Regions from separate parts of the Homo sapiens genome. Here region 1 is linked to region 2. The links are chromatin loops, found by intact Hi-C in ENCODE. Cell type or tissue: ascending aorta. All regions are shown on one strand. Links, peaks and the distances in the headings refer to the core of each region. The heading gives the core; the rest is flanking DNA.

Region 1 (10,603 bases), core at 991-8,990, 66 kb after region 2:
TTGGTTTAAGGTGATCTTTCGGTAAGGGAGCTTGATGAAGATTGAATAAGGATAATAACACAACAGTGTAGAATTGGAAACAGCAAGGAAAGGATTTTGAGTTGAGGGATTTGAAGATCCTTAGGGTGTTAACCGTCTGCTGGTACTTCCTGTTGAAGAGTGAAGGATCTTTTTGGGAAGTTTCTGTAATGAATAATCAAATTATTTGCTTAGGCTAGAATCTCCTGGAATAGTAAAGTTATGCTAATGAAGACAGTGGAGTAGTAAACTTACGTTAATGTAGGAAAGAAAGTGTATGTATGTGTGTGAGTGAGTGTGTGAGTGTGTGTGTGTGTTGAGAGGGAGAGAGTTAGAGAGACAGGTCAAGTCCTTAGTTCCCAAGCTGTGTATATGGGATAGATGGTTTTCATTCTCATCCTTAATTCCTGAACTTATTATATGGATGTTGCATGCTTATGTATTTTATTTTAGTTGTTTCTGCCAGGCTAGACTGAAGTGGGATATAACCTGAGGATGTTACATGTGTGTTGACTGTAGTCTACGTCACTGTTGAGTTTCCACTGTGTGTCAATGCCAAGACCACCACCACTTCCCTTGAATGTGTATTGTGTCAATGCTTGCAGATAAACTCACATTATCCAGAGCTGTGAAACTTCTCTTAAGAATGCTGTCATCTGGGGACATATCAGCAAGAATGATGTCCATTCCTTTGTTGGATTGTAGTATATTTTGGGGCAAGGAACTTCAACTTGGAAATGATGAAGTGGGCCATTGTTTGTTTGCTGAGGATAGAGCCTCCTAGAAGTAGTGAATCCCTTGGTAATGACCATGATGAGGAATGCATTGATGTGGACTGCTTTCCATTTACTGAGGAAGTTCATATGGCTTTAATGTCTTCCTTATTTTACAAAAACAAAATAAAGAATGTCACTGATCACTCAAGTTTTATATGACATTTTTGAAGAAAATGATGAATTTGGTCTTCACAGGATCAAAGTATAGAATGAATTACAGGTTCAATAATAAAATTGAACTGATATCTTTGATAACAATAAATTTATATTCCATGAATTAAATGAGTTAAAAAAATAAAATCTTTAATCCCAATCTCTGATGTCATATGACCAACTCAGGAAATATTTTCTGTGAAATTATTTTACCTTTTCCTTTGGAGAACTACTTTTATCTCCAGGTTATTTAATCCTATTTGGAAAAAAGAAAAATTCTGGGCTAATGGCACAATTACTTTGAAAACAGAGGAATGTTGCTACCTTACGTACTATCAAACCTCTTCTGTTACAAGTTGATATGATTCTATTGCAAAAATAAAAAAGATGTGTCTAAGATCTTGGATAGTACAATTTTAATATTGACTTTAATAATCAAATACTAGTTGAGTGAAACCAGGCCTAATTGTTTAGATGGCAGGAACTACCTGAATTCATGAGAAATCTGAAATGCAAACTATATTTTAAGGACAAAGGATGTACAGTAAGTGAAGATAGTTCAGCTCAATAATATACATTTATTGAAGTCCACACCAATTGCAGCATTATGCTAGATCCTGGGAATTCAAAAATCAGTATGAGCTAGTCCCTGTCCTTGATCTCATTATCTAGAATGGGAGAATGAAGGGAAAAGATGTAAGTCAGAATATAGTAGGTGCTATGATATGGCACAGAATGCTGGGGGTCAGTTGAAGGCTTCTAGAAGAGATGATGTATTAGTTATGTATCACTGCATAACAGTGACCCCAAACTTAGTGGATTTGAACAATACACATTTGTTATCTCATATTGTTTTTAAGGGCTCGAAAGTCTGGAGGTGGCTTAGCTAGGTTGATATGATTTGTCTGTGTCCCCATCCAAATCTCATCTTGAACTGTAGCTCCCATAATCCCCACATGTTGTAGGAAGGACCTGGTGGGAGGTAATTAAATCATGGAGGCAGGTTTTCCCATGCTGTTCTTATGATAGAGAATAAGTCTCACTAGATCTGATGGTTTTATAAATGGCAATTCCCCTACACACGCTCTCTTGCCTGCCACCATGTAAGATGTGCCTTTGCTCCTCCTTTGCCTTCCACCATGATTGTGAGGCCTTCCCAGCCATGTGGAACTGTGAGTTCGTTAAACTTTTTTTGCCTTATAAATTACCCAGTCTCAGGTATTTCTTCATAGCAGTATGAAAATGGACTAATACATGAGTAGTTCTAGCTCAGGGTCTCTCCTGGGTTGTGCCCATCTGAAGGCTTGACTGGGGAAGGATCCACTTTCAAGATGGCCCGTTCACATGGCTGTTGGTAGGTGGCCTCAGTTCTTCACTATAGGGGCCTTTCCATAGAGCTACTCACAACATGGCAGCTAACTTATCCCACCTGAGTTAGGGATCTTATTGTGAAAGTGAGAAAGGCAAAAGTCACAATTTCTTATAACTTAGTCTCAGAAGTGGCATTCCATTGATTGTACAGATCAACCCTGATACCATATGGGAGAGGACCATACAAGGGTGTGAATACCAGGAGGCAGGGATTGTTGGCGGCCATCTTGGAGGCTGGCTACCAGAGATACTTCCTAAACCTAGTAGAAATTCCTAGGAAATATGACTTGACAAATTATTATATTATTATTTTAAATGTTTTAATTAACTGATAATCTTAGCTGATAATTTTAACTAAAATATGAAGGTCCATGTATAAAAGGAGAATAATAATTGTAGCCAATATTTATTGAACTCTTTCTATAAAGCAGGTACTGTCAAACCACTTTAATCATCTAATTGAGAGGGAGGACAGGATAGTGTTTAAACATCTGGATTCTAGAGCCACATAGACTTTTAAAAAAATATTGACAGGTTGAGGCAGATTACTTAAGCACTCTGTGCCTTGATGTTCTTATCTGTAGACAAAAGGAATAGTATTTCCTTCATAGGATTTGAAACCGCCTTTACAAAATTTTGACTGAGACAGTGAAAGAGATCTAACTTAACTGACTCCATCTTGCTTCTAACCTCCAAACTGTCCTTGTTCATTCCTGGGCGTAGGCTGAACTAACTTTGGGAGAAACTTAGTTTATAATTTATAGTTTAAAACAAAGATGACAACAGCCCTTCCCCAAAGCATACCTCCTTCTTGCCTGGAGACTAGGTTGTCTCTGCAGGACTAACATTAGCGACAAGATTAGAAATTATGGTTTAGGAGTTATGCAGCTGGAGGATACAATATTCTGATTCTTCCTAAACTGCTCTTAAGATCAGTGCTTGAGATATTTTGTAGGCCCTGCACTTGATGGATCAGCTGTCACCAGCCAGATTGATAAACTGGCTCATCTGATCTTGTGGCCCCCACCCAGGAACTGACTCAGTGCAAGAAGCTGGCTTCTTCTTTTTTTTTTTGACACAGAATCTCGCCCTGTCACCTACGCTGGAGTACAGTGGTGCAATCTCAACTCACTGCAATCTCTGCCTCCTGGGTTCAAGTGATTCTCCTGTCTCAGCCTCCCCAGTAGCTGGGATTACAGGTGCGCACCACCATGCCTGGCTAATTTTTATATTTTTAGTAGAGATGGGGTTTTGCCATGTTGGCCAGGCTGGTCTCGAACTCCTAACCTCAAATGATCCACCTGTCTCAGCCTCCCAAAGTGCTGGGATTATAGGCGTGAGTCACCGTGCCCAGCCAAGAAGCCAGTTTCTGCTCTCTATGATTTCATCCCTGACCAATCAGCACTCCTGGCTCACTGCCTTACCCCCCACCCACCAAGTTGCCCTTAAAAGCTCTGCTCCCTGAATGCTCAGGGAGACTGATTTGGGTAATAATAAAACTCCAGTCTACACAGCTGGCTCTACATGGATTACTCTTTCTCTATTGCAATCCCCCTGTCTTGAGAAATTAACTCTGTCCAGGCAGTGGGTAAGCTGAACCCCTTGGGCAATTACAGATTGTCTTGAGGGTAAAGTAAGCCCAGCCTTTGGCCTGTCTCCTAACTGGAATACTTAGGTGCAGAAATCCAGCTTGTCTGTCCATCCTTTCTTTCTCTCCTTCCTTCCCTCCTTCCTTCCTTTGTTTCCATTTTCTTTTTTTTAAAACTATTGGAAGACTGTAAGACATGGGCATCACATTGGACTGGCCCAGTAGGAAGCAAGGAAATCTAGTTTAGAGTTGGATGTACTACACAAAGCAGGCTGGTCTACCCCCATGAGGCCAGTGAGCTGGGCTGGGTTTCAAGTTGTCAGTCGACTGCCTTGCTCAATCCTCTTGAAAGAACAACAACAGCAACAAAAATGTGGGTCACCCTGTGGACTATTGGGCAAGTATCTGAATGCTCCCTAGGGCAGCTGCTCAGTGGCTTGGAACAACCCATGCTTTTTCAATGGGACACTGAAAGCTGGCCAATAGGCCACCCTAAGGTGTCCCTCTGATTTCATGCCCTCATGACCGAGGACTTCTCTCTTGTTGGCTCTGGCTCCCCTGAAGTCCCACTTACCATTCTCATCTGGCTGAATCTGGCTGAACTTGTGGTGGGGGCTCCTGTCCTCTTTATTTCTTTAGCATTGGTCAAAATGTCCCTGTGGGACACCCTTCCCTGCCCCGTGCCCAGTTATTTCTATCTTTAGAAGGTAGAAACTGTGGATACAAGTGCTGGCTCATTCTCAGCTAGGTCATCTGTCCAGAGCCTTCCTGGGTTATGCAGGCATGCTGTAGCTTTCATTTATCAATGCTTGGGATTGTGAAAACAGCTTTTCACAAACGAAACAACCAAAAACTCCAGACAAGTTTACCTAAATTTGTAAAGGTTTCTAAAGCTGTTTTTTTTTCTTGTGCACAGTTATTTAAAAATGAACAGCAATGATTTATAATGCCAGTGAGGGCAACTGTGTTTAGAATGTTGCACCCACTTCTGACAGCCCCTACTACCCCCTCCTTTCTTTAGAAATGACACTCAGGCCTTTAAAAATGTACATGGTGTGATATAGTAACAAAAATATATTTGGTCACTGCCTCCATTTCCTGGCAGACAGCTCTTAAAACCCCTGGAATTGGCTGGGTGTGGTGGCTCATGCCTGTAATCCCAGCACTTTGGGAGACCGTGGTGGGCAGATCACTTGAGGAGTTTGAGACCAGCCTGGCCAACATGGTGAAACCCTGTCTCTACTAAAAATACAAAAATTAGTTGGGCATGGTGGTGCACACCTGTAATCCCAGCTACTTGGGAGGCTGAGGCAGGAGAATCGATTGAACCCAGGAGATGGAGGTTGCAGTGAGCCGAGATTATGCCACTGCACTCCAGCCTGGGCAACATAGTGAGACTCTGTCTCAAAAACTAACTAACTAACTAACTAAATATCCTGGAATTTCCTTAGTGATAAGTGTCTTTTTGTATGTTAATGAGATGACTGAAGGCTGGGGGCTTCTGGATGGCCTCTGGACAAGCAGGGTGGGGTGGAGGTAGGGTGGCTGGTTGCCAGGGGAAACAATCATGTGATTAGAGGGTTGGGACTTTCAGCCCCACCACTCAACTCTTACCTCCAGGTAAGGGGAGAGGGGCTGAAGGCTGAGGGGGTTGATCACTGATGGCAAGTGATGTAATCGATCATGCCTATGCAGTAATGAAGCTTCCTTAAAAACTCAGAAGGATGGGCTCAGAGAGTTTGTGGGTTGCTGACCTTGCGGAGGTGCCTGGTGGGTGGCATACCTGGAGAGGGCAAGGAAGCTCTGCACCCTGTGTCCAGTATCTTCCCATATGCAAGGGCAACATATCTGTTCCATCTGGCTGTTTCTGAGTTGTACTGAGACAAGAAATTTCCCTTGACCCTTGTGATGGGGTGCTTCCCTTACTCAGCCTGCAGCTCTTAACCCCTTGAGGGAGGGGGAGCATGCAGGTGAGCGGGTGCAGGAGCTGGAGTAAGCGTTTTTGGGCGCCAGCAGGAGCAAAACTCTGTGAGGCCCTGTGACAGCATCTGGGCGGAGAGGGGGTGTGGTCCCTGTGACCCATGAAGCCCCAGAGGGCGTGTGTTACAGTGGTCTTTTAGCATTGCTGTCCACAGATGCCTTAAGTGTTAAACAGTTCAGTGGGCCCTCTACCTATTCATGAGGGCAGAGGATCAGCATAACAGCCTTTAGTGTCTGCACTTGTGGCACCCAAGCTCTTGTTTGGTGTCCAGGAAAACTCAGGTTGCATGAACGAATTGAAGGGTGGTGAATGTGGAGGATTTTATTGCCAATGAAAGTGGTTCTCAGTGGGAAGGGAAGCTGGAAGGGGGATGGAGCAGGAAGGTGATCTTCCCCTGGAGTACAGCCATACCCAGCTGGACTCCTCTCTGAAGCAACACCGTCAAGCTGTCCCTCTAAAGTCAAGCTGCTTCTCTCTGATGTGCAACCGCAGTCTCTGACGTCCATCTGCTTCTTCTCTTCTCCCCTTCTCTGCCCTCCACCAGTTGGGTTAGGGGTTTTTATGGGTACAGGATGGGGGGTGGAGAGGGCCGTGTGTGGTTTTGGAAAAGGCAACATTTGAGCGGGAAAGCAGGAATGCACGTTTTCACTTTAGGTTATGGTTCCATGCTTGAAGGTGGGGCTTCACCAGGGACCCTGCCCTTTTCTGCCTAGAATTTCTCTGCCTCCTGTCCCTATCAGTACCCTTTGTAATAAACTGGTAGTCTAGTAAGCAAAATGTTTTTCTGAGTTCTGTGAGCCATTCTAGGAAACGATGGAACCTGAGATGGGTTCTGGGAAGCTCTGATTTACAGCCAATCAGTCAGAGGCACCAGTGACAACTTGGGCTCATGATTGGTGTCTGAAGTGTGGGGGAGAGGTGGGGAGAAGTCTTGTGGTACTGAGCCCTGAACCTGTGGGATCTGACGCTACTTCCAGGTACATAGTGTCTGAATTGAATTAAATTGTAGGACACCCAGTTGTCCTACAATTGTCTGGCGTGGGAATTGGAGAATTGTCTGGCATGGGAACAGGCCACACATCTGGTCACAGAAGTGTTCTGTGCTGAGTGTGAGCATAGAAAACACTGTTTGTTCTTTTATTTAGTGTCAGATTTGAAGTATTGAGAGTATCTTGGAGGACAAATCTATTTTCCCTAACAATGGGAAATACCAACTACTTGCCAGGGATTGATCTGTAAGTAAGAACTGCCTTAGTAAAGTAAACCCTCATTAGCAGATGGTTATCTCATGGCTTCCTATATTTACCTTTCCATGATGAATGGGAAGACCTGCCATTGCCAAGATAAAGAGTTTTCCTAAAGTTTGGGCAGCCTCCACCTTTCCCAAGCCAGCTGTCACCCCTGGCCCCATTCCTGCCTGGTTGGCAGCAGTCTCTGAAGTCAAGCTCTCTACATCTGGGTTGGGGCCGAGGTGCCAGGAACAGGCAAGAGGAAGCTCTTTTTCCACATCTGCCAACCCCCATCCTTCTCTTTGTTGAGAGCTTTTCTCAAACCTTGTCCCCTTAGAGAAACCTGCCTAAAACCATGGAGTGGCCAGCCCCCTTTCGTGTGTCCACAGGCAAACTTCCATCTAGGTTAGCCACTCTAGATTTTTTAATTTTTATTTATTTATTTATTTTACTTTATTTTATGTTTATTTATTTATTTTTTTGAGACAGAGTCTCACTCCATTGCCCAGGCTGGAGAGCCAGTGGTGCAATCTTGGCTCACTGCAACCTCTGCCTCCCTGGTTTAAGCAATTCTCCTGTATCAGCCTCCTGAGTAGCTGGGATTACAGGCATGTTCCATCATGCCTGGCTAATTTTTGTATTTTTAGTAAGATGGGGTTTCACCATGTTGACCAGGCTGATCTTGATCTTCTGACCTCAGGTGATCTGCCCACCTCAGCCTCCCAAAATGTTGGGATTACAGACGTGAGCCACCGCACCCAGCCAGATTTTTGTCATAAATAAATGCAAGCATATTTCTCCACAAAAGGAATATAAATGACACAAAGGTATATGTGACTATCCATTTTCTTGCATCACTAACCAACCAGATTGAGAGAAAGACATGGTTCTGAGGCTTTAGCCTGCGGAGTGTTCAAGATTGTGGGCTTTGAAATGGGCCTTCCTGGTTCCAATTCAGACACATAGTAGAGGGGCCTTTCAGCCTCCCTATGCCTCATTTTCTTTACTGGCAAAATGCAAATAATGCTAGTATTTACCTTTTGGAGTTGTTGTGAAGATGATGGGACCTTATAAAGCATCTAGAAAGTGCCTGGCTCATATAAACTCTCAATATTCCACCCACTACCCATAATTTTTTTTTTTTTTTTTTTTTTGAGACAGAGTCTTGCTCTGTTGCCCCAGGCTGGAGTGCAGTGGCGCAATCTTGGCTCACTGCACCCTCTGCCTCCCGGGTTGAAGCAATTCTCCTGCCTCAGCCTCCTGAGTAGCTGGGATTACAGGTGCGCGCTACCCAACTAATTTTTTTTGTGTGTATTTTTAGTAGAGATGGGATTTCACCACATTGATCAGGCTGGTCTCAAACTCCTGACCTTGTGATCCACCCACCTTGGCCTCCCAAAGTGCTGGGATTACAGGCGTGAGCCACCACGCCTGGCCTACTACCCATAATCTTAATTTAAAAAAATCAGTCTGCACTCAAGGTTTCTTCCTGAAGCCTTGTGGGAAGGTCTGACTACAGATACACATGTGTCTCTGTTGCTGTAGCTCAGCGTTCATGAGTGTCCTGTTATATCATTTGTGAACCTGCAAAAGTCTTAAAAGAATAGTAAAAAAGGACAAATGGGCAATTCTAATTCTGTACTCTGCTCTGAGCAGAAACTTTTGGTTTATTACAGGCATGAAAGAACTAGAGCTTTAAGTTCACACTGGCCTTATGCATAGAATCCAGAAAAAAAGAAAAATTAGCATAATAGGCATTTTGACTATTTGCTCAACTTTTATAGTCAGTTGGAACAAGCCACCCAGTTTCCAAATTATTCCTTGTACAGGATTTGTAATAGAACAAATCACTCAGTTGCCATGTTTTGTTTTTTCCTTCTGTAGATTGAGAATTACTCTGACCATTTCAATGGGGTTAAAGGTTAATTTCCCGATAATTTAAATTTACTAACTTCACCATTGAAAGAGCTCCATAATCCAATGGGCAAAATAATCTCAACTAAAAGCTGAGATTGAGAAGTTTCTGGCTTCGTGTCCTACTATAACTTCTTAGGTGATATTGGAGGAAAGTAAATGCCACTCCAGTTTTAATTTTTGATGAGGGAAGTATTGCTTTGCCAGGCATTCAGCTGATAGAAATCATATGGTGTTTGATTATCAAGAATCCTGGAGGTACACGTTATCTTTTTGCTTGAGGGGGAACCAGTGCCAGAAGGAAGGAGGATGGTATAAGGGTGAAGAAGGGAGGTTGAGGGGAAAAGAAAGGAAAAATGGAAAAAAGGAAAACCTTTTAATGTTTTCTCCTCTTGGGAATGAACAGCAAAAATTGATTTGGGCTGGGTGCAGTGGCTCAGGCCTGTAATCTCAGTACTTTGGGAGGCTGAGGCTGGTGGATTACTTGAGCCAAGGAGTTTGAGACCACCCTGGGCAACATGGTGAAACCCTGTCTCTACAAAAAATACAAAAATTAGCTGGGTGTGGTGGCATATGCCTGTAGTCCCAGCTACTTGGGAGGCTGAAGTGGGAGGATTCCTTGAGCCCAGGAGGCTGAGGCTGCAGTAAGCCATGTTTGTGCCACTGCACTCCAGCCTGGGCGACAGAGTGAGAACCCATTAAAAAAAAAAAAAAAAAGTTGATTCGGAAGCGATATTGGAGAGGCAGTAAATCTCTCTGTCAAGGTGTGTGTGGCAGCAAGATGGCTGATCTCCCCATCAATCTATCTCCATAATCCTCACCGAGTTCTGCTATCAGAGGCCCTCGGAAGGTGACTGTCAAACAGAGCATGACTTTTCCCAGCATATGGAACATGCCTAGTTTGAGAAGCTTGAGAGGGCCATTAAGAGGCTGCAGCAAAAGGGAATAGATGGTATCCAAGAAACATCTGTCCAATTGACATCAGTTTACATCAAGGCAAAGAAAGTTCTATTGCAGTGTCCCCTGCACATGTGAATTCGAGGTGATGGCTTCTCCTGCAAGGCTGACAATGCAACAACCATGTTATCCATTATTATAATTCACTCACATTTTAGATGTGAAAACCCACCCAAAGTTGTCTCATCAGGGCTGGGATTCAAACTGATTTCCTCAAACTATGACAGCCCCAACCTCAGGATTCCACATTGAATTATTAATTATTTTTTAGCAGAGCTGATGGATATGTTAAAAGAAAACAACAGCAAACAGCAACAACATAACTACCATATAATGTCATAAGCAGTGTAACAGAGGCACATATCAATTGCGTTAGTAACTCAAAGTGGAGAGCAGTTGACGTGAGGGTGAGGGAGGGAAGGTGAGAATGGGGTAAAGTTAGGGAGGCTCTGAGGAGTAATCGTTGTGAAGTTTTATCTAGTATGCTTCTGGGGGAAGAGATCACAAATGGGGCTGCCTGTGGACACATTGTCTTTCACAGTGTTTGAAATTATTTTGAATAAATTTCCAACACTTATTTATTTATTTATTTAGAGATGGAGTCTCGCTCTGTCAC
Region 2 (10,603 bases), core at 1,591-9,590:
TCCTGACTTCTTCTACATCCCTGCCAATTTTCTGTCTGCTTGTTCTATCAGTTGTTGAGAGAAGGCATTGAAGTTTATGACTATTAGTGTGGATTTGTCTATTTATTCTTTCAGTTCTATCAGTTTGTGTTTCACATTTTGCAGTTCTGTTGTTTGTTGCACACACATTTAGGAAGCTACGTCTTCTGGATGGACTAACCCTTTTATCATTATGGAATGTTTTGCCCCATCTCTGGTAATTTTCTTTACTCAGTAGTCTACTCTATTTGATATTAATATAGCAACTCCTGCTTTCTTTTGATTAATGTTTAGATGAGATATATTTTTTCTATTTGTTTACTTTGAATCTACCTATCTAATTATAATTGGAATTTCTTGTAGACACATGTATAGTTGGGTCATGTTTTTTCGTCTACTCTGCAAATCTCTGTCTTTTCATTGGTGTGTTAGGTCGTTTACACTGGATATAATTATTGATGTGATAGGACTTGTGCCTGACATTTTATTTTTTGTATTTTGTATCTTTTGTTTTCTCTCAGTTTTATGTTTCTGTTTTTTTTCTAACTTCCTATGGGTTATTAAAACTTAGTGCATTTAGGCCGAGCGTGGTGGCTCACACCTGTAATCCCAGCACTTTGGGAGGCCAAGGCCGGCGGATCACGAGGTCAGGAGATTGAGACCATCCTGGCTAACACAGTAAAACCCCGTCTGTACTAAAAATACAAAAAAAAATTAGCCGGGCATGGTGGCAGGTGCCTGTAGTCCCAGCTACTCGGGAGGCTGAGGCAGGAGAATGGCGTGAACCAGGGAGGCGGAGCTTGCAGTGAGCTGAGATCGCACCACTAGACTCCAGCCTGGGCGACGGTGTGACTCTGTCTCAAAAAAAAAAAAAACAAAAAACAAAAACAACTTAGTGCGTTTAAGTGTATCTTTGCATAGTATTTTTAGTGGTTATATATACATAACTTATCACTGTCTACTGGAATTGACATTTTAGCAGTTTAAGTGAAGCATAGAAACCTTACTTCTCCTTATGTCTTTTTACTCTCCATATTTATAATTCTTTTTTTTTTTTTTTTGAGACAGGGTCTCACTCTGTCACCCAGGGTGGAGGGCAGTGGTGCAATCATGGCTTACTGCAGCCTCAACCTCCCAAGGCTCAGGTGATCCTCCTGCCTCAGCCCCTGAGTAGCTGGGATTACAGGCATGATTCCTGGTGCCTGGCTAATTTTTGTATTTTTAGTAAAGATGGGGTTTTGCCATGTTGCCCAGGCTGGTCTTAAATTCCTGGGCTCAAGCGATCCATCCACCCTGGTATCCCAAAGTGCTGGTATTACACTGCGCCCAGCCCATAAATCTTAAATAGCCCATCTATATGCATTTAGAACCACATCACTGTTATGTTTGCTTTAGCTATTTAAAAGAATCTGGGAAACTTAAGTGGAGAAGAAGAATCCATTATATTTACTCATAATTTTACTGTTTCTTCCTGATGTTCCAAGATTACTGCTTTTATCATTTTTTTGTTGTTGTTTTTCTGTTTAGGAAACTTCCTTTAGCACTTTTTTTTTTTCTCTTTTTTTGTGACGGAGTCTCACTCTGTCACCCAGGCTGGAGTGCAATGGCATGGTCTCAGGTCACTGCAACCTCTGCCTCCCGGGTTCAAGCAGTTCTCCCACCTCAGCCTCCCGAGTAGCTGGGACTACAGGCGTGTGCCACCACACCCGGCTAATTTTTTTGTATTTTTAGTAGAAACGGGGTTTCACTATGTTGGCCAGGCTGGTCTCGAACTCCTGACCTCATGATCTGCCCGCCTTGGCCTCCCAAAGTACTGGGATTAAAAGCGTGAGCCACTGTGCCCAGCCTAGCCTATCTTTTAGTTTATGTCTGATGATGACAAATTATCTTAGTTTTCTTACATGTGAGAATGTCTAAGTTTTCCCTTCATTCCTGAAGATATTTTCTCTGGATATAGAATTCTGGATTGATAGTTCTTTCCTTCCAGCACTTGAAAAACACTGTGCCACTTCCTTCTGGCTTCCATGATTTCTGATGAGAAATCTGTTGTCATTAGAATTGTTTTCTCCTGTGAGTAAGGTGTTATTTCTCTTTCACTGCTTTCATTACTTTTTTTTTTCTTTTTGGTCATGAAGCATGGAAGAGACTTAATTTAATAATTTTTTCTCTGTCTTTAGTTTTCCCAAGTTTGACTATGATGTGTCTTGGCATGGATTTCATTTGGTTTTTCTTGTTGAGGTGCATTGAGCTTCTTAAATCTCTAGGTTTACATCTTTTGCCAAACTTGAGATATTTAGCCATTATTTCTTCAAATACTTTTTTCAGCTCCATCTTCTTTCTTCTCTTCTTCTGGGACTCCAGTGATATTAATGTTAGACTGTTTAAAATAATCTATAGATCCTTATTGCTCTGTTAATTTATGGGGGGTGGGGTATCTATTTTCTTTCTGTTGTTCAGACTGGGTAATTTCTAGTTATCTATCTTCAAGTTCACTGTTTACTTCTATTGTCTCCTCCATTCTGCTGTTGAGCTCGTCCGCTGAGTTTTTAATTTCTATCGTTGTAGTTTTCAGTTCCAAATTTCCATTTGGTGCTTCTTTAAATCTTCTATTTCTTTGCTGAGACTTTCTATTTTTTTCATTTGTTTAAATATGTTTATTATGGCTAATTGAAGCATATTTATAATAGCTGTTTACAAATATTTGTTAGATAATTCTAGTATCTCTGTCATGTCAGTGTTGGCACCTATTGGTTATATTTTTAGATAAGTTAAGATTTTTCTTGTTCTTACTATGATGAATGTTTTTTTATCAAAACCTGGACATTTGGGTATTGTGTTATGGGACTCTGGATCTTATTTAAGCCTTCTGTTTTAGCTGGCTTCTTCTAATACCACTCTGGCTGGTGGTGAGGGAGCCACCTCTTTATTAATGCCAGGTGTGGTAGAAATCCAGGTTCCCCACTCAGCATCCATTAACATCCTCAGGACAGAAAGGGCTCCTCATTAGTGCCGGGTGTAGGTGGGAATTCTGGCTCCCCATGTTGCCTCCACTGATACCACAAGCATTGGAGTAGCCTTGTTACTTTTGAGCACTGGAAAAAGTCTTATTATCTCCACTAGAGCTACTCTGACACCATCCCAGTGGAGAAGGGGAAGGGTGCCCCATTAACAGAAGTGGAAGTCCAGACTCCCTCCTTTACCTTTGCTGGCATGGGTGGAGGTGGAGTCAGAGTTTTTCTATGATGTTTAGCTGGAGTAGAGTGGTTATTATCGAAAAGTTTTCTGTCTTGCTGTTTGGCTAACCTTCTCTTTTCCTGGTCCTTTGGCTAGAGACATCAGGCTTGTTTTGGACTTTCTTTGTCTGTATCCATTGGCATTCTGTGCATCTACCTTCTCCAGCTCCAGCACAGTTTGGGATATAAGAGGCAATAAAGAAACCCAGGGAATTCACTGCTATGTCATTCTTTGGGTCCTGAGATTCCTAGTAGTCTGCATTCTTCTTTCCACCTTTATATATAAGGTCCATGATTTTCAGTTGTACTTTGCAGAAGGAATAGGGAAATGTACTTCTCCATTTTTCTCAAAGCAGATGTCCCTAATGTATATTCAGCCCATTTATTTGGAAGTCTCTTTAATTCTGCCCCTCCGCTGCAAAAACTGTGGACATTAATGAAACTTTAGTCTTCAAAACTGAATCTAATTATTATTATTGAGACAGGGTCTCCCTCTGTCACTCAGGCTGGAGTGCAGTGGCATGACCCCCAGGCTGAAGCTGTTTTCCCACCTCAGCCCCCTGAATAGCTGGGACCACAGGCATACATCACCACACCCAGCTAATGTTTTATTTTTAGTAGAGATGGGGTCTTACTATGTTGCCCAGGCTGGTCTCGAACTCCTGGGTTCAAACAATCCTCCTGTCTCAGCCTCCCCAAATGCTGGAATCACAAGCATGAGCCTCCACACCTGGCCAAAATTGAATCTAAACGAAGGATTGCTAAGTTTGGATTATTTGAGATATTGAGAATCACTATTTATTAGGAGTAAAACTCATGCCCTAGATTTTTCAGGGAAGTCTGGGTTTTAAGTAATTTCATTATTTTAATCCCCCCCCCCCCAAAAGCATTTCATCAACTAAAAAAAGTGATTTTTTAAATACTAAAAAACTGACAAATATGAGAAAAACCTGTATCTGACCTCAAGTCCCTTTTTTTTCATTTTGGAAAATGAGGTTACAATTTATCTAGTCATGAGATACAAGAGGCAACCCATAGGGAACTAATATTTATTTTGAGGCATTCTTTTGCTAAACATCTGGATGATTGCTAGAGAATAATAACAATGATAATAAAAGTGAATATTTGCAGAATATTTTACTATAAGTCAGGCACAGTTTATGCTCACTGTCTCATGTAAAATTCACTGTATGCCTATTCAGAAAATTGTAATATTTTCTTTTCTTTCTTTCTTTTTTTTTTGAGATGGAGTCTCTCTCTTGTTACCAAGGCTGGAGTGCAATGGCGTGATCTTGGCTCACAGCAACCTCCACCTCCCAGGTTCAAGCAATTCTCCTGCCTCAGCCTCCCGAGTAGCTAGGATTGCAGGCATGCGCCATCTGGACCAGCTAATTTTGTATTTTTAATAGAGATGGGGTTTCTCCATGTTGGTCAGGCTGGTCTCGAACTCCTAACCTCAGGCGATCCGCCTGCCTTGGTCTCCCAAAGTGTTGGGATTAAAGGAGTGAGCCACCACGCCCGGCCAATATTTTCTTCAGTTTGCAGATGAGTAAACAGAAGTTTAAAGAGGCTAAGTAGACCAGGCACGGTGGCTGACACCTGTACTCCCAGCACTTTGGGAGGCCTAGGTGGGTGGATCACCTGAGGCCAGGAGTTCGAGACCAGCCTGGGCAACATGGTGAAACCCCGTCTCTACTAAAAATACAAAAATTAGCCAGGCATGGTGGCAGATGCTTGTAATCCCAACTATTCAGGTGGCTGAGGCATGAGAATCGCTTGAACCCGGGAGGCAGAGGTTGCAGTGAGCCAAGATTGTGCCACTGCACTCTAGCCAGGGCGACAGAGTGAGACTCTGTCTCAAAAATAAAATAAAATAAAATAATAAAGAGGTTAAGAAGATGGCTTAAAGTCACACAGCCAGCAAGTCGGGGGAGCTTAGTCTCTGTGACACTATCACCCATGCTGTAGACCATCACCATCTGATAGAAATAATGTGAGCCCCATATATTATTTAAAGTGTTCTAATAGCCACATTAAAAAGTAAAAAGAACCATGTGAGATTAATTTTAATAATATATTTCCTTTAACCCAATATAGCCAAAATATTATCATTTCAACATGTAATCAATATAAAAACTATTAATGAGACAGTTACTTTTTTTGTGCTAAGTCTTTGAAATCTGGTGTGGATGTAACACATAGCACATCTCGGTTTGGAGACTAAATTTTCATTGGAAATACTTGGTCTGTATTTAGATTTCATAAAATTTCATAAAATTAGATTTTATAAAATTTAGGTTTCACAAAATTTACAGTTGAAAAAGTAGATTTACATATCAAAGTTATTCCAAACATATGCAGAAATTCTCCAATAACTAAATTATGTAGAAGTTCTTCAATAACTAAATCTGGTCCAAGTTTTCAAATTAAAGTTTAAATTAATTACAATCTCCTTTCTCTGTCACTGTAGCTATATTTTGAGTGCTCAGTAGTCATGGCTGAGTGCTCTAGAACATTCTGTTACCCTGCCTGAATTATTTCTGTTAAGGGCTGAATCTCAAGGGGAACAAAACTTATGCCATAGCCAGAAAGAGGGAGAAAATTCGTGGAAGTGGAAGAAGGGTCAGCCAAGGGTCAAGAGAAAAGACCTTCTTTTTGGCTGCTATTAGGGTTACAGTAAGTTCTAGAGTTTTGGTAACTAGGGAAGGAAGCTAAAAGTGTTTTCTTTCATTTCTGAGAATACGTCATGTGTATATCTTACTAAACCTGGCTTTTCAAAGAAGGCTATGTCTTGATCTAGGAAAGATTAAAGCCAAATGAAAATAGCACTGAGCTCCTGGCAGAATAGCTCACCAGCTGAGCATGTCCATGAGGTCACAAGCTCTGTCTGTGTAATGGTTAGTCACTCAGTAAGGGGTCCAAGTCAAAGCTAAACCCTCTACCACAAACCCTGGAATGGAAAGGATCTCATATTTATTCTTGTCGTAGTTGTTTGTGGGGATCCCTGGGTTATGGAATATGTCTCAAAATGGCAGAAATTACACCTCGGTGCCAAGCAGTAGTTCCTGATCTTTTAAAATTCAAATCTATTTTACAGTAATAAATAATGTTATGATCCCCTCTAAGGAACTAAAGTCATTATGTTATTTCTGCAAAGTAGTTAGGAAATAAAGAAATTATTTTAGGTTTTTAAAAATCAACTTAATGCCAGGTGCAGTGGCTCATGCCTATAACTGTAGCACTTTGGGAGGCCAAGGTGAGAGATTGCTTGAGGTCAGGAGTTCAAGACCAGCCTGGGCAACATAGCGAGACCTCATCTCTACAAAAGAAAAAAAAAAAAATTAGGGCCTGGTGCAGTGGCTCACGCCTGTAATCCCAACACTTTGGGAGGCCGAGGTGGGCAGATCAACTGAGGTCAGGAGTTTGAGACTAGCCTGGCCAACATAGTGAAACCTCATCTCTGCTAAAAATACAAAAAAATTAGCCAAGTATGGTGGTAGGCGCCTGTAGTCCAAGCTACTCAAGAGGCTGAGGCAGGAGAATCACTTGAATCTGGGAGGCAGAGGTTGCAGTGAGCTGAGATCTCGCCACTGTACTCCAGCCTGGGGCAACAGAGCAAGACTCCGTCTCAAAAAAAAAAAATTTTTCAAAATTAGCCTGACATGATGATGGGCACCTATAGTCCCAGCTACTCAGGTGCCTGAGGCAGGAGGATTGCTTAAGCCCAGGAAGTTGAGGCTGTAGTGAGCTATGATCATGCTGCTTCACTGGGCAAGAGTGAAACTTTGTCTCAAAAAAAAAGAAAAAATCAACTTAAGAGAATTATGTTTTTAAAGATTATATTGAAGTATGTCTTAATATGTTCTGTAATAATACTTATAATGCATATAAACACCAGCTTTAACTTTTCCTTAAACAAATGACGTATGCTACTTAATTTACTCTAAATAGATTATATAAAAAAGCATGATTTAGGGTCGGGCGCAGTGGCTCATGCCTGTAATCCCAGCACTTTGGGAGGCCAAGGCTGGCGGATTACTTGAGCTCAGGAGTTTGAGATCAGCCTGGGCAACATGGCGAGACCCCGTCTCTACTAAAAATACAAAAAAATAGCTGATGTGGTGGCATGCATCTGTGATCCCAGCTATTTGGCAGGCTGAGGTGGGAGGATCGTTTGAGCCCAGGAGGCAGAGGTTGCAGTGAGCCAAGCTCCTGCCACTGCACTCCAGCCTGGGTGCAGAGCAAGACTCTGTCTCAATAAATAAATAAATAAATAAATATATAAATAAATAAAGCAGGACTTGACAAGTGCATATTACAAATCACATTACATCTTGTTTGCTTTGGAGACTAGATGTATATTAAAATGTAGACTTAGATTTAACTATTAATATGTTTTACAGCACCAAAAATAATGGCATTCACAATCTGATGGTTGGAATTCTTGCATTTCGTGTGCTTAAAAAATGTAAATCATCACTTTGATTTGATTATTTTTTGTTTTTTACTTCTCCAAGAAGAGGTAGAGTGATGGCTTTGTGCCCTCACTATATGGCAAATACCCATTTACACAGAGGTTAAGAAAGTGGGATTTGGAGTTGATTGTCCGAGTTTGAATCTGACTCTGCCACTGACCAGCTGTGTGACCTTGAGAAGTTACTTAAACTCTCTGTACCTTGTTTTCCTTGTCTAAAAAAGGGACTCTAATAATAGTACCTATCTCATGGGGCTGTTGCAGGATTACACAAGTTCACATCTGTAGGGGACTTAAAACAGCTTTTGGCGTATGGGAAAGGCTCAGTAAATGTTAGCTCTGGTTTATTTCCACATGGATATTCCACTTAACATTCCAAACCGAAGTTATCAGTTACTTGCACTTTATGCACTTTCTATGTAAACTAGTGTTACTATCAAGAACTTTATTACCCTAAAAGCCCATGATTCAATTTTTCTTCCACTTATCTCCCTCATCTAATCACCCAGCAAGTGCTGTCTGTTTCAGGTCTGGTTTCTCCAAGCCATTTGCTCTTCTCCCTCTCTTTGATCATTGCTTCTTCACCGGTCTTTCTTTCTTTTCTTTTCTTTTTTTTTTTTTTTTTGAGATGGAGTCTCACTCTGTCACTCAGGCTGGAGTGCAGTGGCACTATCTCAGCTCACTGCAACCTCTGCCTCCTGGGTTCAAGCGATCCTCCTGCCTCAGCCTCCTGAATAGCTGGGACTACAGGCGTGTGCCACCACGCCTGGCTAATTTTTTGTTGTATTTTTAGTAGAGATGGGATTTCGCTATGTTGGCCAAGCTGGTCTGGAACTCCTGGCCTCAAGTGATCCTCCTGCGTCCACCTCCCAAAGTGCTAGGATTACAGGCTTGAGCCACCACGACCGGCCTTAATGGGTCTTTCTGTGTAATTCCTTGTTCTCCTAAATTAACTCCTTATGTAGCACAGCCCCTAGCTACAACCTAAGTCTGAATAAAGTCCTCTGTCCTCAGTGGTTCTCCATTGCCTCCAAGAGACATTCATGTTTCTTTTCTTTTCTTTTTTTGAGACAGAGTTCCGCTCTTGTTGCCCAGGCTGGAGTGCAATGGTGCGATCTCCGCTCACTACAACCTCTGCCTCCCGGGTTCAAGCGACTCTTCAGCCTCAGCCTCCTGAGTAGCTGGGATTACAGGCACCCGCCACCACGCCTGGCTAATTTTTGTATTTTTAGTAGAGAGGGCTTTCACCATGTTGTCCAGGCTGCTCTCAAACTCCTGACCTCATGTGATCCACCTGCCTTGGCCTCCCAAAGTGCTGGGATTACAGGTATGAGCCACCATGCCTGGCCGAGACATTCATGTTTCTTAGCATAGAATGAATATAAGATCCTCTGTGATCTGTATCTTCCTCCCCCTCATTCGTTCATTCAACAACTATTTACTGAGCCCTCAATAAGTATTAGCCACTCCTGCCCAGCGATTCTACTGAGCACCATGCTGCTTATAGTTTCTTGATCTCACACATGCTTTTTCTTGTCAGTCTGTGATGGCTCACAAGTTATTCTCTGCTTGGAATGCCTATTTCCTAAAGCCACTTAGTGTCTGAGCCAGGACTGGAATTCATATTTCCTGACTCTTCACCCAGTGCTCTCTGTCTATGTGAACTGTCACCACCGTTTAGGATCAAGCACCTGTTCTGCATCAACATGAGGTCTGTAGGTACGTAGTAGCCTTTCAGTAAGTGCTCCCTGAAACAATGATGCTATCTATGATAACAACCATATGTTTAGGGAAGTTTTACTAGTTCATATGGAAGTTATCATGCAGCATGTTCACAGTTCTCTTCCCCTTAGTGAGTTTCAGCTTTTTTAAGCTTAGAAAGGCCTAGGAGCTTATATGATCTTTTTAAAGAAAAAAAATAAATAAGACTAGTCAAGTGCAGTTGTAAGAAGGGGAGAAAGAGGAGAACAAGCAGTTCCAACTGTAACTGACTGTTAGCAATTGAGAAAACTCCTACGATCTTTATTATGAAATGTAGGTGGGGAGGTGCTGATTCTCATATTGTTCCAATGCACAGGTCTGGACAAAGGGGCCCTAAGGTACCTAGATGTGTCCTCTATTTTTTTGACCCAAATTTGACTGAGACTAGAGAAGCATAAGAATAAGCTTCTGGTGGTCTGCTCCCTGTCTTCTCTCTCCTGGGCTTGCCATGGGCCCACTAGCTTAGCCAGCCACTCATGCATTTATTGATTCAATCTGCAAACATTCAGTGTTCATTTTGAACTAGGCCTTCTCCCAAATAATCTCTTGTGAACCCGCAAGCCCCCCGATTTTTGTTTCCTTTATTAATTTTTTTTAATTTTTAATTGTTGTGGGTACATAGTAGGTGTATATACTTATGGGTTACATGAAATATTTTGATACAAGTGTGCAATGTGTAATAATCACATCAGGGGTATCCGTCACCTCAAGTATTTATCGTTTGTGTTACAAACAATCCAATTATGCTCTTTTAGTTATTTAAAAATGTACAATTAAATTATATTTGACTATAGTCCTCCTGTTGTGCTAGCAAATGCTAGATCTTTTTCATTCTTTGTATTTTTTTGTAACCATCCTTGCTACCCCCTTACCCCCACCTACCCGTCCCAGCCTCTGGTAACCATCCTTCTACTCTCTGTCTCCACGAGTTCAATTATTTTAATTTTCAGCTCCCACAACTAAGTGAGAACATGTGAAGTTTGTCTTTCTGTGCTGGCTGTTTGTTTATTTCAAGACAGGTCTCGCTATGTTGACCAGGCTGGTTTTGAATGCTTGGGCTCAAGTGATCCTCCTGCATTAGCCAGCCCCTGGCTTATAATCCTTTTCTTCAACCCCC

What was found. Hi-C counts contacts between places; a loop is a spot of excess contacts. Peaks named below come from ENCODE experiments on the same cell type or tissue, not always from the same donor. Only the 100,000 strongest peaks of a DNase experiment are listed, where the experiment ranks them.
Region 1: it touches region 2 in a loop (3.0-fold over the local background); 6 of 110 quality-filtered maps call a loop at or near these places.

The regions. Positions count from the first base shown.
Region 1 is chr12:93,231,437-93,242,039 of GRCh38, reverse strand. The region is part of intron 2 of LOC643339 (a long non-coding RNA gene); the gene reads left to right. Among named protein-coding and RNA genes, the nearest start is that of LINC02412, 62 kb to the right of the region's middle. RefSeq lists a silencer at 9,901-10,101. In ascending aorta, for the core only: no CTCF peak of the experiment used is centred there; DNase peaks (open chromatin) are centred at 4,239, 4,519 and 7,319; H3K4me3 peaks cover 291 bases; H3K27ac peaks cover 4,702 bases.
Region 2 is chr12:93,298,297-93,308,899 of GRCh38, reverse strand. All of the region lies in intron 2 of LOC643339 (a long non-coding RNA gene), which reads left to right. Among named protein-coding and RNA genes, the nearest start is that of NUDT4, 74 kb to the left of the region's middle. RefSeq lists enhancers at 5,695-5,744, 5,765-5,824. In ascending aorta, for the core only: no CTCF peak of the experiment used is centred there; a DNase peak (open chromatin) is centred at 6,079; H3K27ac peaks cover 3,747 bases.